2 separate regions of the Mus musculus genome follow, and region 2 is linked to region 1. The links are chromatin loops, found by intact Hi-C in ENCODE. Cell type or tissue: left cerebral cortex. All regions are shown on one strand. Each heading gives the region's core, and the rest is flanking DNA. Links, peaks and the distances in the headings are about the cores only. Region 1 overlaps Nosip (nitric oxide synthase interacting protein). Region 2 holds the start of Kash5 (KASH domain containing 5).

Evidence for each region. Hi-C counts contacts between places; a loop is a spot of excess contacts. Peaks named below come from ENCODE experiments on the same cell type or tissue, not always from the same donor. Only the 100,000 strongest peaks of a DNase experiment are listed, where the experiment ranks them.
Region 2: it touches region 1 in a loop (3-fold over the local background); 11 of 42 quality-filtered maps call a loop at or near these places.

The regions. Positions count from the first base shown.
Region 1 is chr7:45,072,046-45,087,958 of GRCm38, forward strand. It overlaps Nosip (nitric oxide synthase interacting protein), which reads left to right. Exons shown (of 9, transcript NM_025533.3): 2 at 1,445-1,519; 3 at 1,937-2,042; 4 at 2,561-2,642; 5 at 4,024-4,183; 6 at 4,265-4,383; 7 at 4,507-4,694; 8 at 4,776-4,884; 9 at 5,267-6,458. The coding sequence starts at 1,450. The coding sequence ends at 5,338. Rcn3 (reticulocalbin 3, EF-hand calcium binding domain) reads right to left here. Exons shown (of 7, transcript NM_026555.2): 4 at 14,620-14,792; 5 at 12,859-12,919; 6 at 11,521-11,720; 7 at 10,869-11,318. The coding sequence ends at 11,211. Among named protein-coding and RNA genes, the nearest start is that of Rcn3, 12 kb to the right of the region's middle. In left cerebral cortex, for the core only: CTCF peaks have their summits at 6,659 (motif pointing right), 7,983 (motif pointing right), 9,703 (motif pointing right) and 10,761 (motif pointing left); DNase peaks (open chromatin) are centred at 6,688, 7,984, 10,482 and 11,138; H3K27ac peaks cover 1,709 bases.
Region 2 is chr7:45,191,465-45,207,377 of GRCm38, forward strand. It overlaps Kash5 (KASH domain containing 5), which reads right to left and starts at 13,428. Exons shown (of 20, transcript NM_201374.2): 1 at 13,128-13,428; 2 at 8,781-8,921; 3 at 5,043-5,147; 4 at 4,504-4,690; 5 at 4,065-4,129; 6 at 2,886-2,952; 7 at 2,496-2,657; 8 at 1,995-2,112; 9 at 1,712-1,762. The coding sequence starts at 13,239. In left cerebral cortex, for the core only: a CTCF peak has its summit at 7,195 (motif pointing left); DNase peaks (open chromatin) are centred at 5,755, 6,327, 7,166 and 7,679; H3K27ac peaks cover 3,332 bases.

The DNA.
Region 1 (15,913 bases), core at 4,708-12,707:
TGTGGGGGGGGGGGGACGCCTTTAATCCCAGCACCCGGGAGGCAGAGGCAGGCGGATTTCTGAGTTTGAGGCCAAGCCTGGTCTACAGAGTGAGTTCCAGGACAGCCAAGGCTGTCTCAAAAACAAACAAACAAACAAACAAACACAAAAAACAAAACAACCCAAGTGAATGGTGGAAAGTATCAAGGATGGGTTTAGATCACAGGATTAGGTTACATCAGCTACATTTTCAAGGAGAATAATGATGTTATTCTAAATACCCAGGCTGGAGAGATGGCTCATCCATTAGTAATGATGGCTGCTCTTCCAGCTTAGTTTCCCAGTCCCCACATGGAGCTCACAGCCACCTGTAACTCTGGCTTCAGAGGATCTGTCACCCTCTTCTGGTCTTGGCAGGCATTGCTGCACATGACGTCAGTCACACAAGCAAGCATGCACATAGCAAATAAAATGGTTTTGAAAAAGTCAAGGTTTTAGTTGTTTCTAGAGTGTCTTACATAGTAACTTGGGTTTTTTGTTTTTTTCAGAGCTGAGGACAGAACCCAGGGCCTTGTGCTTGCTAGGCACGCACTCTACCACTGAGCTAAATCCCCAACCCCAGTAACTTCTTTTGTTTGCTGAGCAAAGTCTCATGTGGCCCAGGCTGACCTCCAACTCACTTTGTAGATTCAAAGTAGTTCAAATTCACCTTGAATTAACTCTCCTCTCTCCCTCTCTCTCCCTCCCTCCCTCCCTCTGCCCCCCCCCAAGTAATTATTTGTTTATTTTATGTGCACTGGTGTTTTGCCTGCATGTGTGTCTGGGTGAGGGCACCAGAAGCCCTGGAACTGGGTGTGAGCCACCATGTGGGTGCTGGGAATTAAACCCAGGTTCTCTGGAAAAACAGCTGGTGCTCTTAACCCCTGAGTCATCTCCCTACCCCCTCCCTTGAACTCTTCTCCTGCCTCCCCTGACCCCCAATGGCTTAGTAACTGAAAGGAGAGATGAGAAACATAGGGAAGGCTGGGGATGCAGTTCCGCATGCACACACTTGCCTAGCACAGACGTGGTGGCACAGCCTGTCTTCCCAGCATTGAAGAGGCTGAGGCAGGAGGTTTGCCTGGAATCCAAGATCAGCCTGGGCAATAGAGGAAGACAGAGTTTTTTTTTTTTGTTTTTGTTTTTAAAGTGGTTCAGGCCTTTAAACCAGCTCTTAGGGGGCAGAGGTAGAGTTTGAGGCCAGCCAGGGCTACATGGTGAGACTCTGTCTCAAAGGCAAAAGGAAGTGGCTGGGCACTGCCTGGTGTTCTGTCCTCCCTGCTGAGACCCACGGACTGCTGTGGTTTAGGGCTGTGTTTTCGGCGACCTGAACAGGCTTCAGGAGCAGGCTACTGACCACAAGCCCAGGAGGCTGTTCATGTCCTGTGTGAGTGCCCTGGGGTCACCCTGACACTTCCCCCCTTAGACAGGATGACGCGGCATGGCAAGAACTGCACTGCAGGGGCCGTCTACACCTACCACGAGAAGAAGAAGGACACAGGTACCATCCTAGGGACATCACTGTCACCTTCAGTTTCACCCTTTGTGAGGTGTGGCTTTCTAATTCTGCCCTGTTGTCCTGTTCTGCCCCTGAGTGGCCTGTCTCTTTCCCATCTATACTAATGATGGTGGCCATAGACAGTGTGGCCCATCCAACATACCATCCCACGTCTGCTCCCCTTCCTCTTAACCATTCCTGGCCAGCTCTGCCGAAAGGAAGGCCGAGAGCCACAGTGGTGGTCCCCACCCCGGGAGAGGGAGGGAGCCCTGAGCCTCTTCACCCCGCTTCTGGGGAAAAAAGCTGACCTAGCCATTGTGGACTCTCTCAGACTCCACCAAACCTACACACTTCTCTGCGACATTTGGTGGAGGGCATGTCCCCACCCATGTCTTCATTCCCACCTTGTTCTGTCCCCAGCGGCCTCGGGCTATGGGACCCAGAACATTCGACTGAGCCGGGACGCTGTGAAAGACTTTGACTGCTGCTGTCTCTCTCTGCAGCCCTGCCATGACCCTGTGGTCACGTAAGCAGGGGAGGGGCAAAGGGGCAGCTGGTGTGTGTGGGTTTAGCAGACCTCTCAGAGCCTCAGAGCCCTCACCAGAGGCAGGCAGCTCACCTCCACCACAGGTGCAGTTGGGCGAGCGAGTGCACTGCTAGTCTAGTGGCTGAGGCTGACTCGGGGTACAGTGCGTGCCTCGCATGCAGGAACCTCTGGTCCATCCCAGCACCACAGAAAGCCGGGTGTGATGCACACCTGTTATCCCAGCACTCAGGCAATGCAGACAGGAAGACGAGGCCTTCAAGGCAAGCCCCAGCTACATAGTAGTTTGAAGCTAGCCTGAGCTCCAGTACATTGTCTCTCTAAAGAGAGGACTGAAAGGAGTGCTGTGAAGACGTTGCCTAAAGGTACTTAGTGGTATCCAGGGCAGGGAGTGAATAGAGATGCTCACCTGAATATGCTTGGTGGTACCCCATGTGGAGGGGGACCCGACCCTGCGGCTGAGCCCACGCCAGTGCGTCCCTCATCCCCTCCCTCTGCAGGCCAGACGGCTACCTGTATGAGAGGGAAGCGATCCTGGAGTACATCCTGCACCAGAAGAGAGAGATCGCCCGGCAGGTGAAGGTGATGGAGGCTGAGGGGAGGAAGACACCAGGAGAGGGCATCGGATCCCGTTACAGATGGTTGCGAGCCACCATGTGGTTGCTGGGATTTGAACTCAGGACCTCTGGAAGAGCAGTCAGTGGACTTAACCGCTGAGCCATCTTCCTAGCCTGGCAGGGCAGTTTCTGCAATGGTGGCGTCTGCCTGGAATGCCATCTACCTCCCGCTTCTCTCCACTCAGATCTCAGCCCAGACAGCATCCGCATAGACCTCCTGCGGGCCAGGCCCTCTGGGGTGCACCTGCTAACCCCACCTGGACCCCCGGACCCCCTGGTGCCCTCGTACTCACTGCTGAGTCCACACTGGACCGCAGGCGCGCAGCCCACGGCCCACAGGAGCAGCTTCCCATGCTCTCAGCTCCAGGCACTTAGCAGGGGCTTGAGATGTAAATGGATACAGTGTGTCCTGTGCTTGGTCTTACGCTGTACAATGGCCACCAGGGTGAAGCTAGAGGGTGCACAGAGCAAGTGCAAGACACAAATAGATAATCTAAGTGCCCAGCAGGCACGCTGGGTGTCCTTCATTCTGTGGGGAGAGACACACTGGCAGGCCCTTGTTTTGGACCAGGCATGGCACCCGGGCTTCACAGGCCAAGCACCTGCAGCCATCCTGCTGTCGCCTCGGCTCATGCATGCTCAGTACTTGCTCCACAGACTCTGTGTCTCCCACACACCAGGGCTAGCTAGACTCTCCCTGACCTTGGTTCCCTCATTGGAGGCCTTCATGGCCTCAGGCATTGTTAATGTCACCACCTCAGCTGGGTGACCCAGGGAGTCTCCAGAGCTGACTACTTGACACCTGCTGGGTGCCAGGCAGGAGTGGGCAATGGGCGCATGCCTTACTGTTCTGGTCACAGGGAGCCCAGCACACCGTACTATTTATAGACTTCTGAGTCAACACCCCCACCCCCACCCACTGTGGCAGGACAGGGGTTCGCTGGCTAGCCATGTGGTCATCAGAGTCTAAGCACTTTAGAAACTTGGCCTTGTGGCTGGGGAGAGCTTGGTTAATAGCATGAAGCCCTAGGTCCCAACCCCAGCACGGATAACCAGGAATGGGGATGCATGGCTTGCCTGGTGGAAGGTCGGAAGTTCAGGGTCACTCTTGGCTGCACAGTGAGTTTCAGACCGAGGAGGCCCTCCCAGGAGGAGGACTGGGTTCCATATTGAGTAGGAAGCCACGGACGCAAATGCCAGGGCCACCTTAGCAAAAGAACACGAAAGTGTCAACAACTGTTGCCAGTTATGCCAGAGCTGCCCAGGGCTCTGTCCCCACACTGGTGGGGTGGGGTAGACACCAGGGTGGGCCCTGGTACTGCTAACCCAGGTCCCTCTTCCCCCAGGCCTATGAGAAGCAGCGAGGAGCGAGGAGAGAAGAGCAGAAAGAGCTGCAGCGAGCTGCAGCCCAGGACCAAGTTAGAGGCTTCCTAGAGAAGGAGGCGGCCATCGTGAGCCGGCCCCTCAACCCCTTCATGCCCAAGGCTGCCACCTTGCCCAACACAGGTGACAAGAAATACCTGCCCTTGGTCGGGTCTTTAGGGGGTGGCTTCCTGAAGTGTGTACCCCAGCTTCTCCCTTCCACAGAGGGTGAACAGCCAGGGCCCAGTGTGGGTCCCGTAGGCAAGGACAAGGACAAAGCACTGCCCAGCTTCTGGATTCCCTCACTAACGCCCGAGGCAAAGGCCACCAAGCTGGAAAAGCCGGTGAGGGCCCAATGTCCAGGATTCCTGCTGCTGCAGTCCGTTCTCCCCGCCCCTCATGCCCCTTCCACCGCCCACATGGCGGACCCTCTCCCTCTCCCCTATTGACCCTGCCTCTACCTGTAGTCCCGCACGGTGACCTGCCCGATGTCCGGGAAGCCACTGCGCATGTCGGACCTGACGTCAGTGCGCTTCACGCAGCTGGACGACTCTGTGGACCGCGTGGGACTCATCACACGCAGTGAGCGCTACGTTTGCGCAGTGACCCGAGACAGTCTGAGCAATGCCACGCCGTGCGCAGTGCTGCGTCCCTCGTGAGTGCGGGGTGTGGGGAGAAGAGGCTCGAGGGTCCGAGATTCCACGGGGCTGACTTTTGGCACTGTCTTCCACTGTAGTGGGGCTGTGGTCACCCTGGAGTGTGTTGAGAAACTGATCCGGAAGGACATGGTGGACCCCGTGAATGGGGACACGCTGACAGAGCGCGACATCATCGTGCTGCAGCGGGTGAGTTGCCATTCGCTCACCGCAGCCCTCACCGCAGCCCGCACCCCATCCTAGCCTGCACTGCAAACTGTCCCCTGGTGTCATACCCACCTGTCTTCCACCCGGCCCCCTTTTGCCCACCCCTCACGTTTTTCCTCCCTATACACTGTTGGCTCTTCTATGGCACTGTTTTCTTTCTAATGCCCCATCCTCCTCCGCCCTTGGGCTCCTCCCCTTTGTCAAAGACACTCCCACTGTCCAGACTCTTCGATGTTCTGAATGCCCTCCATTTCCTGCCCTGGGACTTATTTCTCTGCCCCCCCCCCCCCCAACAGAACCCCCACTGCTGCTGGGAGCCCAGCCTGTGAGGCACCTCCAGCTTGTTCTTTTCTCTCCTCTCTAGGGCGGCACCGGCTTTGCGGGCTCCGGAGTGAAGCTACAGGCAGAAATGTCTCGGCCAGTGATGCAGGCCTGAGCCGTGGCCTAATAAACGTGGATGTGAACATCTGGATGCCTGGCGCCTCATTGTAGGCCCGGCGACAGAAGGAGTGGGCCTGCGGTGTGGGCCTGGGCTCCTGGGATTTACTCAGTCACTTAGGACCAGGCAGAAACCCCGGCGTGAACCTGTGGGTCTCCTCCAGCCTCAGGCAGGACTTGGAAGAGGGTGCCCTGAACAAGAAGTGCAAGTCTCGTGATAGCACTCCCAGGCCAGCTACCTCCCGAGACCCCTAGACATGGACCTGCCCCCACCAAGTGCCCCTCCCCCAGCGATCCCTACAGACCCATTACACACTGCACACTGCTTCACATGCACGTACCCTCCTCCTCTTCTTTCCCTGAACACCTGAGAATATCTCTCAAGAGCCAACTTCCCTTCCCCAGCCCCCTTAAACTTGCTCAAAGAGACGCAGACCACCCTCATCCCTGCCTCCAAGTAAAAATAGCTTTCTTTTCTCTTTGTACTGGCAAATGCACACACTAAGCAAGTGTTGAGTTCCTTAATGTATATCTAAGGGAGGGGTTTGTGCACATGAGTCCAATGCCTGCATAGGCCGTACTAACCTGTCAGACCCCTGGCTCTGGGGTCAGGCAGCCTTGAGTAGCCTAGTCTAGATGCTGGGGGCCAGGCTTGGGTCCTCTGCCAAGAGCAGCAAGCACTCTAAACCACTGAGCCATCTTCACCCCGTGTTTCCATCCCATCACAGAAGAGAACTGCTGCAAAATTGAGGCTACTTTGTGCTGTATAAGACTGCCTCAGAATAAGAGAAACAATTATATACATTTGAGTCCTTAAATCTGGCCAAATTCTTTGTTGTTTTATTTTTCGAGACAGGGTTTCTCTGTGTAGCCCTGGCTGTCCTGGAACTCACTTTGTAGACCAGGCTGGCCTCGAACTCAGAAATCCACCTGACTCTGCTGGGATTAAAGGCGTGCGCTACCACGCCCGGCTGTTGGGCAAATTCTTGATGGAAAAAACCAAAACACTGGCCATGCAGTGATGAGAAGATGTGTTCAATGTGTGGCAACTTGTGTATTTATAATTTTACATCCTGTAAGTCTGTTGCTAATATTTAAACAAAACGTATATTCCAGGCATAGTGGTGTGCGCCTGTAACACTGACCCCCTGCTTTCACTGCCCTTGTCGCACATTACCGGAGTGTGTGGGGGCACCTGGGTCTTTCCTGTGTGCGTAGTTTGCTGCTTTGTGTATAATTTTGATAAGATACTGTCAAGGACACAACCTTTCAAAGATTTGGAAGGGCCTCTTGGCCAGTAAATCAGATGTCCACCTGCGGCCACTAGAGGGCAGAACGTCACTGCCGATGAGAGGCTTAGAATTTAAACAGGCTGGGGCTGAGAGTCCACAGACTGGAAGGTGTGAGTTCAGATCCCTGTAATGCTAGCATCAGAGACGAGGGTCCCTGGGGTTTGCTGATGATCCACACCATCCCATTCCAGGTTCAGTGAGAGACCTCCTCTCCCTACGTAATGTAAGCAGTGGGTGAAGACACCCAGCTCTGGCCTGTGGGTGTCACACACAGGGACACACCAAATACAGATGTTACCCAAGTACGTAAAGTAACCAGAAAGAAGAAAACATCAGAAAATTTGGAGACCCAACATTTAGAAAATGCCAAGTTGCTTTTAAATGGTGTGTGCTTTTAGCCCAGGACAGGGTCAAGCCATGACTACCAAATGCCAGTGCAGAGCCCAGCCAGGGCTGGCGGTACACACCTGCCATCCACCAGCAGATGAGGAAGGGAGAGGGATGACAGGAGTTCCGAGAAGAAAGCTAGGGAGGTACCCCAACTATATTGATTAAAGTCCAGCTGAACCCAGTTGAATTATATTTGCTGTTTAGGGGTTCAATCCAAGGAACTCAGCAAGGAGTGGGGTGTGGTGGCGCACGCCTTTAATCCCAGCACTCAGGAGGCAGAGGCAGGCAGGTTTCTAAGTTCGAGGCCATCCTGGTCTATAGAGTGAGTTCAGGGCAGCCAGGGCTACATAGAGAAACCCTGTCTCAAAACAAAACAAAACAAAACAAAACAAAACAAAAAAACAATTTTCTCCTGAAGAATAAAACAGACTCAGGTTCGACTACTGTCAGCCTGAGAGGGAGTGTGGCTCAGTGGGACATGCCTGGGATGCCACAGTAAGAAACTGGAGTGTTGTTAGAGGGTAGAGCTCAGAGCCTGGGTCCTAACTCTGGTAACCCTGACCCAATGCTTTAAGACCCATTACTTGGTTTGCTAACTTTTAAAGTTGACAAGAATAAAACTCCTAAATCCTTAAAATCCACATGGTGGGAAGAAAACACCATCACAACACATCGTCTGACCCGCACACACACAAAAAAAATTCAATAAAAATAAACAAGATGCGGGGTGTGGTGGTGCACGCCTTTAATCCCAGCACTCACGAGGCAGAGGCAGATGGATTTCTGAGTTCGAGGCCAGCCTGGTCTACAGGAATATACAGAGAAACCCTGTCTCAAAAAAAACCCCAAACAAACAAACAAGATAAACTGCCTTGAGATACTGAACCCCCCAGGGAAGCATCACGCAAGCCCCTGTAAGAGCCAGTGATTTCCCAGCCGGTAGTCCCAGAACTCGCCAGCAGAGGGCACGCGCGCCATTCCATGCCTTGGTAAGTAATTGTGTCTGCTCCGGAATACACAGACTGGGCTAAATTGGATGACATTTCCACCGGCACTTGGGGACTTTGAAGTCTCTTCTTCTGAGCTGTATGTCAAAGCCCTTGCGATGTCACCACTTTTTCTGAAGATGAGCACTGTAGATGTTATGCAGTCTGGAATGTTTAGGAAGGCACTGGCCTGGCATGGACCTCATTAAAAAATTCTGGGGTAGCCGGGCGTGGTTGGTTACGCCTTTAATCCCAGCACTTGGGAGACAGAGGCAGGGGATTTCTGAGTTCGAGGCCAGCCTGGTCTTCAGAGTGAGTTCCAGGACAGCCAGGGCTACACAGAGAAACCCTGTCTAGAAAAAACAAAACAAAACAAAAAAATTCTGGGGTTCCAACTGGGCATGGTGGTGCACACCTTTAATCTCAGCACTCAAGAGTCAGGAGAAGATTGATGTCTGAGTTCGAGGCCAGCCTGATGTACAAAATGACTTCCACGTTAGCCAAGGCTGCACAGACCGGTCTCAAAAAAAAAAAAAAAACAACAAAAAAAAAAGTTCTGTGTCCAATCTTCCAGGCAATCAGGCTTACTAGTAAACACCTTTACCCATGTGCTGGGTCGTCTGGGAAGAAAGAACCTTTTATTATTTGTTTATTTAGGAAGAGTCTTTTATTTGCTTGTTCGTTTATTATATACATTGGTTGTGTTGTCTGAGTGTGTGTGTGTGTGTGTGTCTGTGTGATCCCCTGGAAATAAAGTTGCATAGACCGTTATGAGCTGCTGTCTGGGTGCAGAGCCTTTGGAAGAACAGCTAATGCCCTTAACCCCTGAGCCATCTCTCCAGCCCCAGGAAGGAAGAATCCTTTTTTTAGATTTGTTTATCACGTATACAATGTTCTGCCTGCATGCATGCCTGCATCCCAGAAGAGGGCATCAGATCCCATTACAGATGGTTGTGAGCCACCATGTGTTGCTGGGAACTCAGGACCTCTAGAAGAGCAGTCGGTGCTTTTAACTGCTGAGCCATCTCTCCAGCCCCAGGCAGAAAGATTTTAGTTGAGAAAAGGCCTCCATAACGTTGGCATGTAGACAAGTCTGTGGAGTTTTTCCTGAATGATGATTGGTGTAGGAAGGGTCAGCCCATTATGGGCGGGGCCACCCTGACCAGGTTCTTCTGGGTGCTGTAAGAAAGCAGGCTGAGCAAGGCCTGGGGCACAAGCCAGTCAGCCAGTATCCTCCAAGGCTTCTGCATCAGCTCCCGCCCCAACTTCCCGGAATGATGAGCAGTGGTCTGAAATAAGCCTTTTTTTCCTCAGGTTCCTTTTTCTCACAGTGTTTAATCCCCAGGACACTTGCTGAGCTATGCAGCCAGCACCCACACCCCACTGCTTATTTTATTTGTGTGAGTGTGTAAACGAGTGCCCTGAGAGGCCAGAAAATTCATGAGATTGCTCTGGGATGGAGTCCCAGGCACACGTGAACTGCCTGGCATGGGTGCTGGGGTCCCAACACTAGGATCCATCTGCAGGACACACACACACATACACACGCATGCACATGCATACACATGCATGCACACACATGCACATACACTTTTCTTTCTTTCTCTCTTTTTTTATGACTTTTTCTTTTTCTTTTTTTTTTTTAGATTTATTTATTATATGTAAGTACACTGTAGCTGTCTTCAGACACACCAGAAGAGGGCGTCAGGTCTTGTTAGGATGGTTGTGAGCCACCATGTGGTTGCTGGGGTTTGAACTCAGGACCTTTGGAAGAGCAGTCAGTGCTCTTAACCGCTAAGCTTGCTCTCTCTCTCTCTCTCTCCCTTCCAATTCCTTTCTTTTTTTCTTTTATTTTTTTTCCCGAGACAGGGTTTTCTCTGTGCAGTCCTGGCTGTCCTGGAACTCACTCTGTAGACCAGGCTGGCCTTGAACTCAGAAATCTGCCTGCCTCTGCCTCCTAAATGCTGGGATTAAAGGCGTGCACAACCGCTGCCCGGTTGATTGTTTTTCATGACACAGTTTCTCTGTGTGACAGTCCTGGCTATCCTAGAACTGGCTTTGTAGACTAGGCTGGCCTCAAATTCAGAGATCTGTCTGTCTCTGTCTCCCAAATGTTAGGACTAAAAGTGTGTGCCATCGCCTGGCTTTTTTATTTTTTTGCACCCCTTCCGCTTTTAAATTAAAATATAATTACATTTTATTTCCCCCCTTTTCCCTCCAACCTTTTTTTTTAAACAAACAAACAAAACCAAACAGGCCAGACATGAACACCCGGACGTCCTCCTGCGCTAGACTCTGCCCTCGCGTTGCTGTATTACGGGTGTATATCACTCTCCGTGTGGCTCAATGCAGCTGACACAGAGGCGCTTTCCCTCCTCATTCCTGGCTATTCCATTTTCAGAACCCTCACCGCGGGGTGTTTCACTGAGAGCTGTGGTTGTTTCTCCAGCTGTGGTTTTGTGCTTCCCCACCCTGGAGCACTTAGGGGCGGGCTGCATTTCCTGCCTGGCTTTCCTGCGGCCCCCAGGCTGCTGGCTTTATTCTCGGCCTCTGGGAACGCCCTCAAACGTCCACTAACACCCATCTCGCATGCCCAGATGCCCGAGAGCAGTGCTCCTCAACCTTTAACACAGTTCCTCTTGTTTTGACGGATCTCCACCAACCATAAAATCATTTTTGTTGCTATTGCCTAACGGTGATTTTGCTGTTATGAATCGTAATGTATGTGACCCTGTGGAGGGGACATCACCGCTGGACTACGCCCTCTTGAGGCCCTCCGCACTCAGCGCCAGCATGCTCCTCCATCTCCTCACAGTATCCTTCCCCCCACCCACAGATAGACAGACAGACAGACAGACAGAGCAGGGGACCCCAGCAACAGCTTTTATTGCTCCTAGGCAGGACAGGTTAGCTTGTGCTGTTGACATTCAGAGTTCAAATTGCGGTTAGGTCAGGATGTGGCCCCGCGTCAGTGCTGGGATGCTATCAGTGGGTGTCACTTATCTTTGAGTGCCTGAGTATCCTGGGCAGGTTGGGGGGTCCCAGGGTTGGTGACAGGGGTCTCAGGGAGAGAAGGTGACTGAGGGCCCAAGAACCAGGAACACCAGAGCTGAGTCTGTGTCCTGGGGGCGGGGCTGGCTGCAGTGGCCCCGCGGTTGTCCCCCATGTGGTCATGTGGTCGGAAGTCTGAGAGACATGGGGATCAGAGCTCATCATGGTGCCTTGTCAGGTCCTCACCGTAGTTGGTGGCCTGGCTGCCCACAAACATGTTCCAGTTGCTCAAGATCTCAGCTTTGCTCAGCCGGCCATCCTGTGGGCAGAGTGGTCAGCAGGAGGCAGGGCCCACGGGGGACATCCCCACCAGGCTGTCCCTAGGGCCCCTCCTCTGCCTGGCTTCTCTCCTCTAGGCCTCGGCCCCCATCTGTTTCTCCGGATCTGTCTCTAGGTCTCTTTCCGTTTCTCTCTCTGTTTCCGGACCCACCTGCGTGCAGGCAGTAGTAGCCCAGGCTCACCTTGTCCGTGTCGCTCTCATGCAGCAGGTGGTTGGCCTCCACCAGGGGCTGGTCCTGGGATGGAGGCAGCACCCAGTAACCGACTTCACTGCCATCCAGTCGCCCGTCCTTGTTCAGATCCCGGAACTCTCGGAACTGCTGCCGCTCTGTCTGCACCCAGGCAGGTTCCTCCTCCCCAGGCTCCTCGGAGTACAGGTCCGCTGAAGGGGATGTGGGGGTGGGGGAGATGAGGGCTAGGGCAGGCCCGGGAGCCTGGGAGACCTTAGTCCTGCATCCCAAAAGCCATCCTCGCGGTACCCACACGCCTCCCTCCGCACTCTTCCCTCTCCATCCCATCTGCACACACACACCCACACACGGGCCACCAGACCCCTTGGTCATTCATCCTACATCTGTCAAATTTGTTTCAGGGATAAAACATGTTATTTAAAAAGACTTAGAGGAGCCGGGCTTGGTGGCTCACACCTATAATCCCAGCACTTGGGAGGCAGAGGCAGGTGGATTTCTGAATTCGAGGCCAGCCTGGTCTACAGAGTGAGTTCCAGGACAGCCAGGACTACACAGAGAAACACTGTCTCGGAAAAAAACAAAAACAAGCAAACAAACAAAAGATTTAGAAAGAAAACCCGGGGGAAAAATAAGGCACTCATTTCTTATAAATCCTTGCATATTGGTTGCATGGAATACTTCATATATAAACCTTTCAAACTCAAAAAATCCCATGAGTCGGGGCTAAAGACGTAGCGAGGTTGGTGGAGTCCCTGTTTAAAACAAAGCCCCGGGTTCTGTCCCAGCACTGTCTAAGCAGGGCAAGGCTGCAGTGCCATGGACCCAGCTCTGTGGAGGTGGAAGTATGGGGATCAGGAATTGAAGGTGTCCTTCACTTCATAGCAAGTTCAAGGCCAGCCTGAGTTACTGAAGACTTAGCTCAAAAAAAAATTTTTTTTTAAGCCAGCAAAATCATATTTTATCCTCATTAGCACCTCCCTGAGTCAAACAGCCCGAGGCCTAGCACAGGGCTGGCTGGCCAGGCGGAAACACTTCAAATGGCCCTAAACAGGTCAACTGGAGAGAGACACTGTTATGGAAACAAGACAAATCTTGAGTCTGGTTCAACCAGCAAAGCCCCTGAGCTATTGTGAGCCCCAGGCTATCCCCAAAGGGTCCTCTCTCTCTGGTGCTTTCTGCAGTAAGTTCCTAATGGATGCTCCCTGGGCTCGGCATGCAGTAGATTCTGCACACAGTGGGGCTTTATCCATGCAGCTTGAAGGGTGAGGACCTCTGCTCTCCTTGGTGCCAGGAGATGGCAGGCCTCAGGTGGGAACAGGCTTTGCTCACCGATATACTCTTCCACCTGCACGTAGCCATCTTTGTTCTTGTCAAGGTCCTCCAGGGTCTCCTGGGGAGAGGCATTGGAGTGAAGGGTCAGTGTACCTACAGCTGAGCACTGCCCACGGGGAGGAGAGGCGGGGCCTTGGGATGTTACTGGGATGGGATGTACTTGTGTCCAGTGGAAGGCAGCCAGGAACCCCCATGTCCAATCCTGCCCAGCTTTGTCTGGTTTTATGAGATAGGCTCTCACTGTGTAGTCCTGGTGGGAATATAACTCAAGGCTGGCTTTGAACTCACAGACCTGCCTGCTCCCGAGTGCTGGGATTAAAGGCATCTGCCACCACTGCCAGGCTCATGGATGATGTATTTTTATGTATATGGATATTTTGCTTGCATGCTGTGTACCACATGCATGCAGTCCCTCCAAGGCAAATAAGGCCGTCAGACCCTGCAGAACTGGAGTTATTCTGGGGCTGAGAAGAGAACCCCAACTTTTGCCAGAACAGCAAGTGCTCTTAAGCCATCTCTCTGGCACATGGACCATTTTTTGGCACATACACCAACACGGCTACTCTTCATGCTATCTGTCCTAATTTAAAAAAAATGGTTTCTGGGGCTGGAGAGATGGCTCAGTGGTTAAGAGCACCAACTGCACTTCCGAAGGTCCTGAGTTCAAATCCCAGCAACCACATGGTGGCTCACAACCATCTGTAATGAGATCTGATGCCCTCTTCTGTTGCATCTGAAGACAGCTACAATGTACTTAGATATAATAATAAATAAGTCTTTTTAAAAAATGGTTTCTGCCTGGGCAGTGGTGGTGCACACCTTTAGTTCCAGTGCTAGCAAGATCAGCAAACTCTGTGAGTTCAAGGTCTGCCCGATCTACAAAGTGACTTCCAGGACAGCCAGGGCTACACAGAGAAACCCTGCCTCAGAAACCCAGATAGATGGATAGATAGATAGATAGATAGATAGATAGATAGATAGACAGACAGACAAACAGACAGACTCCACTTCCTCAAGTTCAAGAGCTCAATGCTCATCACGATTAGCAGTGGACCCCAAGAGACAAAGCAAACATACAAGATCCCTGTAGCTACCACATAGGCATGAAGACCTGAATTGCATTACTCAACACCTGCATAAGATGGGCTAGTGGGACACACTTATAATCCCAGAGCCGGGGAGGCAGAGACAGGAGGATGCCTTGGGAGAGCTGGTCAGCCAGGCTAATCTGACCAGCAAGCCCCACATCCTGGTCAATACCCAGTTTCAAGGAACAAATAGCAACCAGAAGTGGAGCCATGGCCCAGCGGTGAAGAGTATGTGCTATCTCACAGAGGGCCTGAGTGCAGTTCCCAGCACCCAGTGGGCAGCTCATGACCACCTGTAGCTCCAGGTCCAGGTGGTTCAGCGCCCTCTTGTGGCCTCTACAGCACCTGCACGCCCAGCCATCTTTCCAGTAAGTACATTCCATGTCTGGTATCTGAGATATGATTAGATCACAGCGTGTTACATGTGCATTTCAAATAAACTGTGTTCTCCTGGGCCTGGACACAATTGGTGTTCACATGAGTCTCTTCTTAGGATATGGTTGCCTGGGGACAGGCTGGAGATTGGACACCTAATGGAACACAGGAAGGTCTGATAAAGAGGTGCCAGGCACTGGATGGGGACTAGACATGGTGGGGGCCCGGAATCCTTGTGAAGGATGCTGGGACCCAGGACAGGTTTGGGAAACATGTTCTGCACAATGTTACTCACTGCTACCACGATGTCCCGCATGTGAGGGAACTCCTCCGGATGCAGAAAGGCCGTCAGCTCTTCCCGAGTAGCCATGGAGTCGCCATCTTGGTCGGCTACCCGGAATCGCCGCTCATCCCGAGCCAGCATCTTCTTGTAGGTCTCGGCATCCTCCACATCATGAAACTCCTCTCCTGGGGAGGGCAGATGTGGGTGAATGTGTGGTCACAGAGGCGAGATCTGGGACTTAGGAAACAGAAGGACCCAGCTAGTGGAAGGACTGCCACAGAGTGTAAGAAGGGACATGTGTCAGCCACATCATGGGTGTGTGGGCAGGTCTGTCATTCACGATACTTAAAAGACTGAAGCAAGGGAATTGCAAGTTCAAGGTCAGCCTGGGTAACTAAGCAAGACTGTCAGCCCAGCAGGGAGCCCCTGCCTAGAATCCCCCAGTGAGGGGCTGGGGTGTGGCTCAGCCTTTCCTATCTCTGGGTTCAGTCCCTAGAGATGTAGAATAATAATTTTCATGTGTAATATACTCAGTTTCCTGTATCGGCTATGACACAGTCAGTGGCGTCACAGACTAACTCCGCAGCCCTGAGAATGTCCTCAATAGTCTTCATCTACAATCTTTTGTTTTTATGATGGGGTTTCACTATGTAGCCCAGACTAACATGGAGCTCACTGGGTAGCCCGTTAGTTCACTGAGACCTGCCTGCCTCTCCCTCCACGTGCTGAGATTAAAGGGGAGCTGCACCATCCCCACTCCCCAGTCTGCTTTCTGTCCTGTCACCTACAATGTTCCACTTGATCCTCACACAAAGCCAGATCATGGCCTTTTCCATTTGTCCACTCTTCTGAATGTACAATGACATTGACTGGGAGTGGACACTGGCCTGGTTAGCCCCGAAGCTCTTTTCTGATACAGTAAGTGACTGGCTCTGACTCCATGACAGACAGCAGGGAAGGGCTTTTCTCCGGAGGAGGAACAGCATATGTAAAGTGCAGAGAACTGAGGAACTGAGGAGATCTGGACTCCACAGAAGAAAGTTTTGGGGTAGAAACCCTATCAACACAACACTGAAGGTGGGAGAGACTAATAATGAGGTAGATGTCTGTCTCCTAAGGTCCCTGGAGGATGGACAGAGTCACCTGTGCTATGCCTATCCTTGAGCTCTGGGCTATCCCCCTGCCTCCACCTCTCAAGTGCTGAGACTGAGGAAGACTGCTAACCAGGTGTGCTGGCTAATTTTATGTCAACTTGACAGAGGTCAGGGTCATCTGAGAGGAGGGAACCCCAACTGAGAGGACGCTT
Region 2 (15,913 bases), core at 3,009-11,008, 120 kb after region 1:
CTCATCTTAAAAAACAAAAACAAAGCTGGGCAGTGGTGGCACATGCCTTTAATGCCAGCACTCAGAAGGCAGAGGCAGGCAAACCTCTGAGTTCGAGGCCAGCCTGATCTATAGAGCAAGTTCCAGGACAGCCAGGGTTACACAGAGAAGACCTGTCTTAAACAAACAAATGAGCAAACAAACAAACAAATGAATATGACAATTCCAAGTCCAAGGTTCCAGGCACCTGAAGTCTAGCAAGCCACATCCTCCTCCAGAGCCCAGGAGACGAGGCCAGTAGCTCTTTGGTATCTAGCCCCATCCCTGCTCCCGGTCACCAGTGCGTCATTCATCTCAGCAGCTCGGGCTGCTGGGTGAAGGGCAGAGGAAGGACAGCTGGGAGTGCTGTGTCAACACCTGTCCACCTGGTGGGACCCAAAAGCCATCTCAGCACCGTGCAGCCTCCTGCAGAAGCACCGGCTGTAGATCCTTGGGATTCAGCCAGCAGCCAGACTTTGGGAGACCGAGTATCCTGTTACTCCAGCAGGCCATGCGGTGTAACCTGAGATCTCAATCTCTAGATTTCAGTGGGCAGCTGCAGTGGGTCAGCAAGGGGCTGAGAATAGCTCTAGCTCTGCTTGAACTTGCATGCCTAGAAGTCCCTCTGCAGGGCACAGGGCCTGGTGTAGGAGGCAGGGGTGCAGGTGGCCAGTTCACACAGCTGACTCCTGCCGCCTGCATGACATGCCCTGGGGGCAGTGACAAGAAAACCTGTCTGCTATAGAAACAGCTGTCCCAACCCCTCCTATCTGGCTGCTTCCTCGTCCTCCCAGGCTCCCTTGCAGCTGTGGCTAAGGGATCCTCCCCAGCCAACGATATGGTGAGTTGGCTGTTGAAACAACACACAGAGGGGCAGGAGTATGTGAGTGTGTGAGTGTGTGTGTGTGTCTGTGGGTGCATGCACCCTGCCTTAAACCATCTGTGACTATGAGGCTACAAGCAGGAAAAAAAAAGCTGGACCCGGGTGTGGTGGCGCACGCCTTTAATCCCAGCACTTGGGAGGCAGAGGCAGGTGGATTTCTGAGTTCGAGGCCAGCCTGGTCTACAGAGTAAGTTCCAGGACTACACAGAGAAACCCCGTCTCAAAAAACAAAAACAAAAACAAAAAAAACAAAAAACAAAAAACAAAACCCCTCAGAAATGAAAGAAAGAGCAGCATCCTTGGAAGTGGCCTATCGTGCTCCTAGGGTGACTCAATGCCTATGCTTAAAACAATGTTTTATAAGTTTTTGCAGTTTCATTTGCATTGCCAGAGATCAAACTCACCACCAACACACTGATAAAAACGAAGGCATGTGACATTTTTTTTTTCAGACAGTCTAGTTACATAGCTGAGGCTAGTCTTGAATTCAAAATCCTTCTGCTTCAAACTCCTGAGTGCTGGGATGGCAGGCACGGAACACTATACCAGCTTGTTGGATTTTACTGTGCACACCCTATATATCCTACCTTGAGTTAGGAACTTTCTAAGCATTTTCTAGTTTAAGCCTCACATGAGGTGAGACCACTGACTGGCTTGCTCCCCTGATGGTGAGGGCACCATGATGCAGACATAAGAAGAACTGGCCAGGGCCTCCCCATGAATGCCCCCCAGGGACTATCACAGCATGTGGGATGCTGGGTCTGCCGGATAGGGGTAGGAACCCTTGAAGGTGGGTGGGCCTCGGCTCACCTCCTCCTGTAGCGTCTCTACCTCAGCCGCCAGGTGCTGCTGCTCCTTCTCCTGGCCCACCCCAGAGAGAACAGAATCAGTTCTGGTCCCAGTGCCAGTGCCTCCTTGACCCAGGAATGCAGTCAGAGCCTGTATTACTGAAGAGCTGGGCTGTGGGGGTGGGCTGTGGCGGGGTGGGGGTGGGGGCACGACTCCTGCCATCTGGGGGAGTGTGGGGTGAGCAGGACCTGGAACTCAGCTAACCTCTGCCCCTTCCCCTGTCCTTTTCCCTGCCAGCACTCACTGTGTGCCGGGCCTGGGCCATCAGACTGCGATTCTGCTCCTCTAGGCTCTTGGCCAGAGTCTTCAGGTCCTCTAGCTCCTCATCCAAAGCCTTGGCCACCTGCAGGGCCTGCTGGGTACTGAGAGGTGGCACAGACGTGAGGGGAGACAGGCAGAGAAGCAGAGCAAAATATGCCAGACAGACAGAGGGAGCCTGGGAGCAGACACGAGGTAGGCCAAGGGGCACAGAAGGGACTGGGGTGTAATGTGGGGTGGAGACAGTGTTCACTCAGGAAGGGAACATGGGCCATACAGCAAAGGAAGAAAGGGGTACGGGGTGGGAAAGAGGGCAAAACTGGAATGAGGCAGTCAAGACTGAAGCCAAAGGCTAGGAGATAAGCCCCACACAGAGGCAGATGGAAGACAAGGCTGGGCGGTAGAGTGCCAGCAGTACCTAGATCCCAGGCTCCCACACAGCCCAGGGTAGGGTCACCGAGGAAGGCACGGGTACCCTAACCCTAACCTTCGCAGCTGCTTGCGCAGGGCTGTGATCTCCTCCCCTAGGCGTGCAGAGCCCTCCTCCGCAGTCTCCACACTGCGTTGTAGCTTGGCATTCTCACCAGCAAGACGCCGGTTGCTTAGCTCTAGGTCCTCCAGGTTGCTCAGCAGCTCAGCTGTGGCAGGCCTGAGGACAGCAAGGGTCTGGTGACCAACCTGCTCCTGCTCCCCCTCCCTCTCCCATAGCTTCCTTAGGTGGGGCAGGTGCTGGCAGTCAGAAAATACTCCTCTGAGGAAGATCAGAAGGAAAGCCCAAGGCTCTCCTAGGCCGAGACATCAGTCTCCCCACTCCCGCACCCCAGAGAGACTGGAGAAAATGGAGTGGGGTTGCAGTGGGGGAGGGGAGGACAGGCACCCCTCGGGCCTGGGGTCTTCTCCTCCAAAGCTCTCTAAGTTGGCTGACTCCTCAGCTTCTGGGCACACTGGAAAGAGACAGGAGGTTGGAGTTTCTGGTAAATTAAATGTTGGGGTGTCCAAGGACCCTGGGACTGTCCCAGGATTCTGGCCTCCCAGTTTCTTAATGTGTAGCTCTGGGGTTCCCTGGGCTGAATTACTCTTATTCTATAGGCTGCTTGCGCACACTGGCCTGGAGCTCAGCCAGGTCTCTGAGCCAGTCAGGAGGGCTAGATAGATACCTCCACTTCCCAAGCCACTCCTCTCCTGGCCCCAGCTTCCCTCCTCAGGCCTCCGCACTAGCAGCCTGCCATCTGTTGGACTCTCTGCTCTACCACTCCCTTAGTCTCTCCCTGGGCACTCTCCAGCCTCACCCTCCGACTTGTCTACGTGACCTACCCCTCTGCTGCTCACAGCCCTCCCTGCCCCCCAAAACAGAAGCCTCAAGATTCAAGTCTTGCAAGTCTTTAATCCCAGCAGTAGTGAGGCAGAGGCAGGGTGATCTCTGTGAGTTCAAGGCTAGCCCTAGTTTACATAGTAAGTTCCAGGAAAGCCAGAGTTATAGAGAGAGACCCTGTCTCAAAGAAACAATAACAAAACAAATACAAACAAACAAACAACCCTCTGAAACCAAACCAACCAACAAACAAAAAAAGAATGCCAAGAGAGCTACAGTCTGGGTTCTGTAAAGCCACGTTTTAGCCATACACCTCTGAGGTGTGAGTTCCTGCACTCAGCACCCCAGTATAGGGCTGGGATACAGCTGGGACAGATGTCTGCTCTCAAGGGAAGGGAAGCAGGTGTACGAGGTGTGTGTGGTGGGGCAGGATGGGGAGCCAAGACTGCCCTGTGCCAAGTGAAGATTTCATAGTGTGGGTGCCCCAGGCCTCAGCTAGATACCGTGGAGGCTGCAGTCCCCTCAGGCTCTACATTAGGGCTGGAGATGGGAGGAAGGGTTGGAAAACCTGAGCCTGAAGTCCAGAGTGGGACTGTCCCAAAGGCACCAGAAAGCCACCACAGCTGCAGGCTGAGCAAAGGCCCCAGATCTCTTTAGCCCTTGCTGTGTGGAGCGAGTAGATGAGAAGTCCCTGCTAACCCCCGCTGACCCCTGCCACCCAGCGCCTTCTATAAATAGTCTCACCAGATGGCAGGTGTGGAGAAGCCAGGGCTCCCTCGTAGGCGGTCTCCTCTGCCCGCTCTAATCCCCTGTATCAAAGGCAAGAGGCTCAGGTCCCCTGTGGTCACCACAGCCATGACCTGTGCCTACAGAGGTGTGGGGTGATGGAGGAGAGGAGGGCTGTAGGGAGAGAGGCTCTATGGGTAAGGGTGAAGCCAGATGGCAGGGCCTGGGCTGTGAAGGGCAGCCCTTCCTATGGTCGCCCTGCTCCTTCTACTTGGACCCCTGCACCATCACCCAAGGCAGCTGGTTCTCAGACCCCTTCACCCCTCCGTGTCCTTTTAGATGCCTCTCCTTAGTCCCAAGCCAACCACACGGGGTTCCTGGGCCTAACTAGTATTGACTGCAGAGCAGACGTGAGGAAAGTCTTCCTAGGTAGGAGGCTGCTGGTGTAGGGACTCACCCCTGCAGCTGACAGGCAGCAATCCAGTCCCGCATGACCACCAGAAAGGTGTCCAGTTCCACAGTGGCTCCAGCACCCTCTCCATAAGGGTCCAAGCTCCGGGCCAGTGTTTGGAGGCGCACATCCTGAGGTCCCTGTCCTGTCACAGCCTCCAGGTAGGCCAGGAGGTGGGCCACAGTCACAGTGCCTGGGACAGAGCATGGTAGGGAGACCTGGACTGGGCAATGGCCAGTGGGACAGGCCACGGTTTAAGAACAGTGTCTGTCATCAGCAGGTTGATGACACGCCTGCCCTACAGCATGCAGAGCCACCTGGGGCAAGTCCCTCTCCTGAGTTAAGTTTTCCAGTCCATCTCAGAGTGGACCAAAGAGCATGAGCCAGGGCAGCAGCCACTGCTGTAACCAGGCCAGAGGCTAACTATGTACCTGGGGCCCAAGCCCCGCTACTCATCCCCTGATCCATGCCCTTACCCTACTCCTGAAGGACCCCTAAGCAGGGCAGCCCGGGTCCAGCCCTTCCTGTGGATCCCCAGCCCCCACCTGTCTTGTGAGGGTCACAGGCTTCAAATGTGGAGTTAAGGATCTGTTCCTCTAGGCTGAGCAGTGGCCTTGAACTCGCTTCCTCGGGCTGTTCCCAGAGGTACACTGTAGAGAAAAGGGGGTCCCCTCTCAATGCGGAGACACCAGGAGCATGATCCTAATGCCTGGGCTCTGCTGAGTCTGGGGGACTTTCATTGAAAGCTCTGTGGTGGGGACTGGTAAAGGACAGCGGGAGGCTTCCAGGGAGGTGGCAACAGGGAGGATTTTGAGTCACTGCTCTCAAGCAGTCCCATCTCTTAGGCTAGGAGATGCCCCTACTGTCTGCCTAAGGCTTGGTTAGCCAATGGACTCTGGAAGCCATTAATGAGCTCTGAGATGACCCTCAGCCCTGCCCTCCTCCAGTCTCCCGGGCTATGGGCAGGGGGGACCAGGCTTGAGGAAAGCAAGGGGGAGGCAGGATGAAGGTGGCCGAGGAGCCAGGAACAATCCAATAAGGCGTGGGCAGCCTCCATCGATCCCACCCGCTGCAGCCCTTCTCCCAGTTGCCCCAGGGACCAAGTCTCTCCTCTCCACATCCTCAGCATGGCGTCATCAGAGCTGGAGGACTCAGGGCCAACACCAAGATAAAGAGGAGGGATGGGGCTGTGGAAGCAGGGGGTGGCAGGGGACTGGTTAGGAGCTGAGTTTCCTGCCAGACTCCCCTGACTCAGCAGCTCTGCAGCATGTCTGTGGCAAGCCTCTTCTTTGGGAGGTCTGTTTCTGTGTCAGTAAAACCCCCCTCAGGAGGGTGAGAGGGTTGTTCCTTCTGCATATGTAAAGATGTGAGTGCAGGCATGTGTGTGTGGGTGTGAGTGTCGGAGTGAGTGTGTGATGTTTGGGTGTGTATGTGCAATATGTGTATGCATGTGTGTCAATGTATGTGCACATGTGTCTATGCAAATGTGGAGTGTTTATGTGTTTACATGTGTGTGTTCATATGTGTGTGTGGCCTGTGTGTATTGGTAGGGCAGCTCTCACCTGGCTCAGACCCACTGTGTGCCTGCCTATGTTCCTGTTTTCCAGGGTCTGTTGGCCTGCAGCTAGCTATATTCACATCACATGAATACAGCAGGCACTCAATAAACAGAGCTTCTCCAAGCTGGAGGTGGCTTTCATACCTCTGACAGCCTGGCCTGCTGAGATGAGTGCCCATTGCACATGGCTGCAGGGTTAGAGTCTGAGCTGGCACTAGAGACCCCTGTCCTGCCCCCCACCCCCTCTGAGTGTCAGCAGTATCCTCTGAGAAAGCCCCCCTCCCTTTTGGGGAAGAAATGGATGCATGTGGGTGGGCCTCTGCGTGGTCTGTAACTACAGGCACTCATGGAGCGTCAGCACCGCAGCAGCTCCTATCCCTACACGAGGAGTCTGAGGCAGACGGGCAGCACAAGCGGTCACAGGCACCTTCCAGCACAGAGTCTCTTCTCTCACCCTGACACTTCCAGGATGCTGTACCCCAGTTTGACCTGGACTCTTCTGGCTCCCATGGGAGGGCAGTAGGGCAGGTTAGTTTGGGGAGGTAGAAGACTTCAGCTGGCCTACTGCTCTCCACCGTCCCGTGTTACAGAGGAGGACTCTGTGCTGTGGCCCAGAAAGGCCAATGGTGCATAGTCCCTTCCTGAGGTCCTGAAGGAAGACACTGTTCCGTCCCCCCCCCCCTTTCTCTCTCTCCTTTTTTTTTTTTTTTTTGGGGGGGGGGATTTTCAAGACAGGGTTTCTCCGTGTAGTCCTGGCATCCTGGCTGTCCTGGAACTCACCCCGTAGACCAGGCTGGCCTTGAATTTAGAGATTCACCTGCCTCTGCCTCTATGTGCTGTGGTTAAAGGCGTGCATGACCACCACCCTGCTCTTTCTGGACCATTGTTCTCATTTTTCCCCAACCTCTCTCACATGTTCAGCCTCTGTCCTGTGTCCTTCAGTCCCTTTTCTCCCCCCACCCTGTACTCTATCTTAATCTTGATACTCTGTCCCAAGCGCCTTCTCTCTTCTTTGCCATCCCTGTCTTTCAGCCTCGGCTTTCCCCTGTGGGTGTGTTCTTCCTTTTCAGTCTGCAATCTCAGAAGCTGACCTGGCCATGGTCCTAATTCCTGGTGGCTGCTCGCCCTCTGCTGGTGCAGGCAAGGTTTAGATGCCAGTCATCTCCCAAGCTAGCCAGCCTTATTAGCATGCTGGTGTCTTGCCTGTAAACCCCTCCTATTTGCAGAGGCTACCCCTGAGGTTGGGGTGCAGATCTCAGCCTTGAGCAAAGCTGCAGGCGTACTTGTCGACTCCCAGGAGCCTAAAAGACAGGTGTTCCTGCATTAGTCGGAACTGCCTATATAGACGCTGGAGCTTCCTACCCCATCAGGCTGGCCTCCCTGTTAGCACAGCCTCAGGAGATGGAGACAGAGAAACCAGGAGGGTGATTCTTGGGGAAAAGAGTTGCTGAGATAGGGCAGAGACAGATCGGCGGGGAAGAAAACAGGAGTTAGGGACATAGAGATAGAGGCTGGCCCACAGGAGTCAGTGAGCCAGCACCTTCCTCCGAAAGCTGATGCGCGCTGGCTCCCACGCCCACTTGTCTGCATCTGCCCACAGCAAAACAGGCATTGATCTGGGGCAGCAGCACCAGTGTGCAGAGGCCCACTGCACGTGCTTCTTCTCCTGCACGTAAGCAGGCCAAGCTGGAACGGAGCGTTCTGTTAGTGTAAGGCACATCCTAGTTCTCAAGGATGTCTGTGAACACAGGAATAACTTGGCATGTTTCCATGAGGCTTAACACAGCAAACAGTCGGTATATGAACCAAGTTACATAAAATCAGTTAACATACCATTTACACCACCTGCTTGACTTGGCCTCCAACTTTCTTATTTTCTCAGACCCTTCAGTTCTATAGGTGTGACCCCTCTGCCAGCTATGCATTCTTTCTCTCTCTCTCTCAAGATAGGGTTTCTCTATGTAGCCCTGGCTGTCCTAGAATTATAGACCAGGCTTTATAGACCAGCCTGGCCTCAAACCCAGAGATCTGCCTGCCTCTGCCTCCTTGAGTGCTGGGATTAAAGGTGCGTACCACCACCGCCACCCAGCTTTTCTCTTTTAAAAAATTAAAAATTAAATATGAGAGCTGAGCATGGTGGTACACGAATGTCATCTCAGCACTTGAGAGGCTGAGCTAGGATCAGTGAGAGTTCAAATCCAGATCCTGTCTCATAAAACAAAAACAACACTGGGAGATGGGATCACAACTCAGAAGTGACTGGTTGCCTAGCACACATAAAACCTTGGATTCCATCTTCTGCTCTTCTGCACTGTGTGGGTGCGTGCGTGCGCGCACACACACACACAAACACACACACACACACACACACACACACACACACACACACACACGAGTGGAGCAGGGTCTGTACAGCCATGCTCCGGGGAGAGTCTTAGACTAAGCAGGTGCTAGACAGACACCAGTGTTGGGAAGGCAAGTGCAGTAGGAGGGATAGAGGTGACAGGGTACCTGTTTTACCCAAAGTAAGAGGTGCGAAGTGTGGGTGTTATAGTGTGTGGAGCCTTCTGTCCTCAATAGCCCTCCAGAGAGGAGATAGGGCAGACATGTGACAGGCACACAATTGACACTTATCCTAGCATCCTTTGCCTCTGCCCACCCTAGCATCTCTCCTGCTCCCAGCCTGACCCGCAGCTCCCTCTTCCTCCTGCAGGCAGATACTTACTCTGTGCAGTTGGACCACCAGCCTGGCCCTCCGGCAGGTCCATGGACCACTCCTGATGCTCCTCTACAGCTGCTGTCGAAGCTCTCAGCTTCCCTCCACTGTGAGGAGGGTTGGGGAAAAGAAAGGATGTCCAGATAGCTCCTACAAGGACAAGCAGAGTGATGGCTTCCTCAGACTGGCCACACTCTCGGCTGACTAAACTGCTCCATCACTGCCCGAGGCCCTCAGGGTTCTCAGAACCTGTTTGCCATCCCCATCCCAACTCCAACCTGTTTTTATGGCTTTGAGGTGTGGGATGGCAACCTGAGGACTGAAGAGAGCAGGCAGCAGCAAGATCAAAGGGGGAGGCAAGAGGGTGGGGTCAACTGTTGCCCCTAGGGCTTGAGGCCACCTCTCTTCCCCATAACCCAACAAGTCACCATTCCTGTCCTAGAGATTCCATCTTGCTCTCTTCTGGGTCTCTTCACAGTCCGACCTCGGGCTCACCTTGTTCTCTGTGGCCCATGTCCTAGCTTCCTGCCAGGTTCCAGTCCATTCCCACAGGCTGCAGATTTGACCTGTGTGGCTGTGGCTTCTTTGAGTCCGAGCCTGCTTGGGTCTAGCAACAGAGGCACAGTGTGGCCTGGGCCAGCAGCTTTCTCTCCCCAAATCATGCTATATCGTCTAGCAGTCATCTAACCTGCATGCCATTTGGTAAAGTGGCCTGCTGCTCCTACTATGTCTCTGCTTGGGACTCTTGCCTTCCTGCCTCTTGTTCTCTGGAACATTTCACTCTATCTGGAGCTGACTACAGCCCAGCAGGCTCCCTCCCTGCCTGTAGGCAGACCATGGGGTCCTCTGTAGACTGCTGGCCTCCTAGTGCTCTTCCCTACTTCCAGTCACTTTTATCACTGAGTCACCTTCAATCTTTCACTGGTAGATTCTAGGCAAGTGCTCTACTATCAAATCCCAGGGCAGCTGCTTACTAATGATTAATACCTGTGTTCTACTGTTAAGCTACACACTCTGGCTCTCTTTGTATTTGGAAACAAAGCCACCCTAAGATGGCCAGGCTGGCCTTGAATTTGTGATCTCTTTGCCTTGGCAAGAATGTGCATGGCCGCCGGGCGGTGGTAGTGCACGCCTTTAATCCCAGCACTCAGGAGGCAGAGGCAGGCGGATTTCTGAGTTCGAGGCCAGCCTGGTCTACAGAGTGAGTTCCAGGACAGCCAGGGCTACACAGAGAAACCCTGTCTCGAAAAAACAAAACAAAACAAAACAAAACAAAACAACCCCAAAAAACAAAACAAACAAACAAAAAAAGAATGTGCATGGCCATCACCAGGCCTGCTTCTCACCCTTTTTTTTTTTTTTTTTTAAATGTGTTTTGTGATGTGGTGGAGGTCAGAAGAGGGCATCAGAGCACCTGGAACTGGAGAGAGAAGGTTGTGAGCTGGCATGTGCCATCTGAGAATCAAAACTTGGTCATTTGCAAAAGTAGTAAGTGTCTCAGTGGCTTCTTATTCTTTTCTTTTCCAAACAAAGAGTCTCTCTCTGGAGATCTGGCTGGCCTAACACTTGCCAGGAATACCAGCCTTGAACTCAAGAGATCCACCTGCTTCAGGGTGCTGGGACTAAAGGCATGTGCCCTCACGCTGACACACAGCAAGTTCTCTTAACCACCGGGCCTTCTCTCTAGGCTCTTCTCTGTTGAAAATCAACTCTGTTGTTTTTCTCCTCCACCAGCCATCTCCATGCTGCTCCCCCTTTTTAAAAATAAAATTTATTTATTTGTTTGTTTGTTTATTTATTTATATGAGTGCTCTATTTGCATGCATGCCTGCATGACAGAAGAAGGCATCAGATCCCATTACAGATGGTTGTGAGCCACCATGTGGTTGCTGGGAATTGAACTCAGTGCTCTTTACCACTGAGACATCTTTACAGACACTCCCAAGGCCTATATTTATGAGTGGGCTTGACTCTCACAGGCTTCTGTGGTCACAGGGACTCCCTCCTCTGCACCCTGACAGTGCTGTCCTGCCTCTATTACAGCCTGGCCAGTCACTTTTTTTTTTCTTCCCTGAGACAGGGTTTCTCTGTATAGCCCTGGCTGTCCTGGAACTCACTTTGTAGACCAGGCTGGCCTCGAACTCAGAAATCCAATCTGCCTGCCTCTGCCTCCCTAGTGCTGGCCACCACGCCCGACTGGCCAGTCACTTTCAGGAGAAAAGGAGGCACTGTCAGTAGTCCCTCTAGGGACTGGGGCCAAGGGTAGAGAGAGCCTGGGTTTCCTCCTGCTTGGCTCCCCTTTGTTTGTTTGGAACCCCTGCTCATCCCCTGCAAAAGCTAAGAAACCTCCTTTGCTCTTCTCCCCTCAACTCTGCCCACAAGGACAAAACTTGGGGCTAACACCTCTCCTCTCCACTTTCCAGCTATCCACCCATAAGTGCCAACCCCCCCCCCCCCCGCCCCCGGGGTCTCAGCTTTTGACCATGTAAGGACATAATCCCAGCCCCTAGCTGGCACGTTATCACTCCCCGTCTAAGCTTTATAAAACACCTTTGCTAAGCTTAGCCTGGATGTGTGACTTCACTGATCTCCACGTGTGAGGTGGGTGGAGGTTGATGCCTCCTCGTAAGCCCGCCTTAATCTATTTTGAATCTGGAGTGATCCAGCCTATATCTTTGTCACCGAAGGGGAGAGAAGCAGCCTCTCTCCCTTTCCTCAGGGAATGCAGCCATCACTCTGCCTTGCCTGTATTCCGGCAGCCGAATGTTTTCTGGAGACATTATTATCTGGCTTTTGGAGACAGGGACTTAGTAAATATATATTATGTAGCTTTAGCTGTAGTGGGCCTTCTGAAGCTGTGTAAAGCAGGCTGGTCTTCAGCTAGTGGGGATCCTCCTGCTGTCCATCTCAGAGGCTTTTAGAAGGCACCAGGGAAAGAAGAGGCTTTCTGAGACTCTTTCAAGGGGAAACTCGGACAAAATCTTGAGGAACAAGGGATATCAGGTGGCCAGTGAGTGTCTTGTGGGTTTTAAACATGGAGGAAGTCTGGAGGGGATCCCTGGACTAGAATTCAAGGGCTGCATTTCTGGGGTGTCACTAGATTTCAGAGTCCCCGGCGGAACTTGTAGGGCAACTACAGATTTCTAAAGTATCAGATAGGACTTGAACACCAAATCTCCACCAAGATTTCAGAGGAAAAGTCTCTGACAGGTTTTTGAGGGAGACTCTGATGGGATATCTAGAAGATCCTAGCGGCTGGCGTGGTGGGCTACACCTGTGATACCAGCACTCAGGAGGCTGAGGCAGCAGGATCCAAGGTTTTGAGTAGAGTCTGGGCAATTTACTGAAGCCCTAGAGAGTCCCTGGAGGGTAGCTTAGTCGTTAAGAGGACTAACAGTTTACTCTTCCAGATAGATATGGGTTGGAATCCCACTACACACATGTGAACTCCTCCTCATCTGCAATTTTAGTTCAGAGGGATACAAAACCACCTGGTCTCCACAGGCACATACCTGACACACATACAAACATGCCGGCAAAATACTCAAAAACAAACAAACAAACAAAAAACCCCAACAACAACAAAAACCAAAAACACCCAAACAAAAGCCAGGCAGTGGTGGTGCACACCTTTAATCCCAGCACGTGGGAACCAGAAGCACACAGGCCAGCCTGGTCTACAGAGAGAGTTCCAGGACAGTCAATGCTACACAAAGAAACCCTGTCTCAAAACAAAAACACCTACCCTACCCACAAAAACAAAATAGATTAAGTGTTAGGTTTCAAAAGTTCTAGAAGATTGCAGTTGGGCACATCTGGGAGAGCTGTAATCCTAAAACTGGGGAATGAGGATCATGAGGTCGTGGCCAGCCTGGGCAGCACTTGGAGGGTCTGTCTCAAACAAAAATAGAAAACAAGCAACAAAAAGCAACCGGAAGTTTCAAGAGTCTGACAGGATTGCCGAAGTTGCCACTAGAATTTTCCTGAGGAAGCCGGTCACGGTGGCGCACGCCTTTAATCCCAGCGCTCGGGAGGCAGAGGCAGGAGGATTTCGGAGTTCGAGGCCAGCCTGGTCTACAGAGTGAGTTCCAGGTCAGCCAGGGCTACACAGAGAAACCTTGTCTCAAAACTTGGGGCGTTTTTGAAGGAGCTGGCAGGTGATGTTACCGGGGAACCTGCCATGAAAGTCGCCACAGGCAGGGCGTACCTGGAGTCGGGACTCAGTTGAGGGACACCAGCGACGAACGGCGGTTGCGAATGTCACGGAAGAGGCGTGTTCACACGCGCCTTTTCCCGCCAGAAATGCAAATGAGCCGGCCTCCTGCAAGTCCCGCCCTCTCAGGCTCTTGTACTCACGCAAGCGCACTCCGAGTGGATGGCGCCCGGGTCTCTCCTTACGAAGACCCTTGAGCTGGCGCATGCGTAGAGCTTCTCGGGAGGATAGGCTGGACCTGAGGATCGAGTGCATGCGCACTAGTGGGGCTAGCGGTGATGGCGCGATATTATCGGCAGCTTTCTTCTGCGGTACAAAAATCCTTTCCTTCTGCTTGACAAAATAGGGCCAAGCAGGAGAGAGTTCAACCGAAGGACTCCCTGTTCATCCTTTTCTTCTTGTCAGTCTTTGAACCAAGTTCTTTCTTTTGGGTCTGGCTCGCCCGCCACTGTCACAATGATGCGCAGTCTGGTCCAGCCTCACTTCCGCTCCATTCCCTCCCCCCCCCCCGCCCCCCGCATTAATAGGTACCCAAGCTGTTTTCCCAAACTATTATAGTTTCTACTTACTGCTTAGCTATGTAGCCCAGGATGGCTTCGGACTTGAAGCAATCACCCTGCCTCAGTCCATGCCTGTGGACTATTCGAACTTTTTTATTATTAAGGGTCCAACAGCCGGGCGTGGTGGTGCACGCCTTTAATCCCAGCACTTGGGAGGCAGAGGCAGGCAGATTTCTGAGTTCGAGGCCAGCCTGGTCTACAAAGTGAGTGCCAGGTCAGCCAGGGCTACACAGAGAAACCCTGTCTCGAAAAAGCCAAAAAAAAAAAAAAAAAAAAACCAAACCAAAAAAGAGTAAAGACACTTGCCACCCATCCCGGTGATCGATCTGAGAAGAATCCCCAGGACCCACATGGTGCAAGGAGGGCCCCTGAATTCCACATGCAGACCCTATCATGTTCACTTTCCTACCCCTTGCTGTTTAAAAACACATGCATGTAATGATAAGGACTGGGCATGTAGCTCAGGGGTACGGTGTTTGACTGAGGGTGCCCTCATTCAATCCCTAGGGCCTAGTGAATTGGGCAGGGTAGTGTACCAGTACTCGGGAGGTAGAGGCAAAAAGTGCAAGGTCTTTCTCACCTTACTGACCATCAGACCCTGTGTGTGCTGTTTAGTTTTTTGTTGCCTTGACAAAAGCCAGAGTCATCTGAAAACCTCAACTGAAAAGTTACCCTGTCAGTAGGCAAGCCTGTGGGGATATTTTCTTGGTTAATGAGTGATGTGGATGGCAGCCCACTGTGGGCAAGACCACCCCTGGGAAGGTGCTTCTGGGTTGTATGAAAAAAAACAAAACAAAACCCTGAGCAAGCTTCAGTTCCTCCTTCGAGCCCCTACCCTGCCTCTTCTCTGTGATGGACTGTGATCTATCACAAGATGAAATAGACTCCCCAAGTTGTTTTTGATCATGGTGCTCACCCCAAGTTGTTTTTGATCGTGGTGCTCACGCACCGCAGCAGTAGAAAGCAAACTAGGACGCCTGGTCTAGATGAAAGGTCTGCCGGGTGTTTTCAGGACAACTTGTGGTGCATTCTGGACCCTGTTAGCTTTGTCCCTATTATCAACATCCATTCCTGGGGCTGGAAACATAGACCACTGTTTAAGAGCAATGGATGTTTTTCCAGAACACCTGAGATGGATTCCCAGCATCCACATTGCAGGCCACTCAGGACACAGAAGCAGGGAGTTTGACTGGGCTTATCCCATACTGCCTCTGGGGTGGATGCTGGGCTGTAAGGAAGTGACATTGCTCCCAGGGTGGGAAAGCCAGAGCTCCTTCTGGGGTCCCAGGCCTGTGACAAGGCCAGGGTTGTGGGGTTCTCAGACTCTTGGAAATCCTGGCACGGCTGGGAGTCCTGGAAGAGCAGGGGCCTGAGGTCTGGGGACAGCATCTAGCCTGGAGCCTGGGGCAGGGGTTGGGGGAGAAGGGGAACTCCAGCTAGTCTCACAGGGATTATTGTCCTTATCTTGGTAAGGGAAGGAGGTTGTGACTGGGAGCGCAGAGAAGCCTTCTATGGGGGAGTGGGTTGTGGCTCTGAAGGTGAAGGCCTTCTTCATGGCTCCCACAGCAGATCTTGATGAAAAGAGACAGTCTATGATTCTAAACAGTTTATTGTCATGGCGGAAAATGGATGTGTAAAATCATACCTCAAACTCAGAAATCCGCCTGCCTTTGCCTCCCGAGTGCTGGGATTAATGGCATGCGCCACCATGCCCAGCTTGACACATTTATGTGCGAAGCATGGCATGTGTTCCAAGTCAGGAGTCTGTGGGTGGGGTGGGGGAGCAGGGAGTCGCCTAAGCCTCAGGTGTGCACAGAGTCTCTGGGTCTGAACTTGCTATGCCTAACTGAATTTCCTGGCATGGTTTTATGCCCCACGCATGTGGCAGCTCACAGGGTCTATAACTCCACCCCCAGCAGATCTGATTCCCTTTTCTGGTCTCCAGGCACAAATATGGTGCACAGACACACATGCCAACAAAATTTTTATACATATAAATTTAAAATAATAACTTTTTAAAAAAGAATTATTTTATGTCTATGAATACCTTGTTGCTATCTTCAGACACACCAGAAGAGGGCATTAGATACCATTACAGATGGTGGTGAGCTACCATGTGGTTTCTGGGAATTGAACTCAGGACCTCTGGAAGGGCAGCCAGTGCTCTTAACTGCTAAGCCATCTCTCCAGCCCCCATAATATTAATTTTTCAATATTTGCTTTCCCTTTTGTGAGATCTTGAGTAATTTTGTAAAATCTAAAAAATATATATTTTGGTGGCTGGGGTGGCTCAGCAATGTGCTTTAAAGACTTGGGATGGCAGACAGGGTGGATCAATGGTTTCGGAACCAGGTGTATCATGGTGCTAC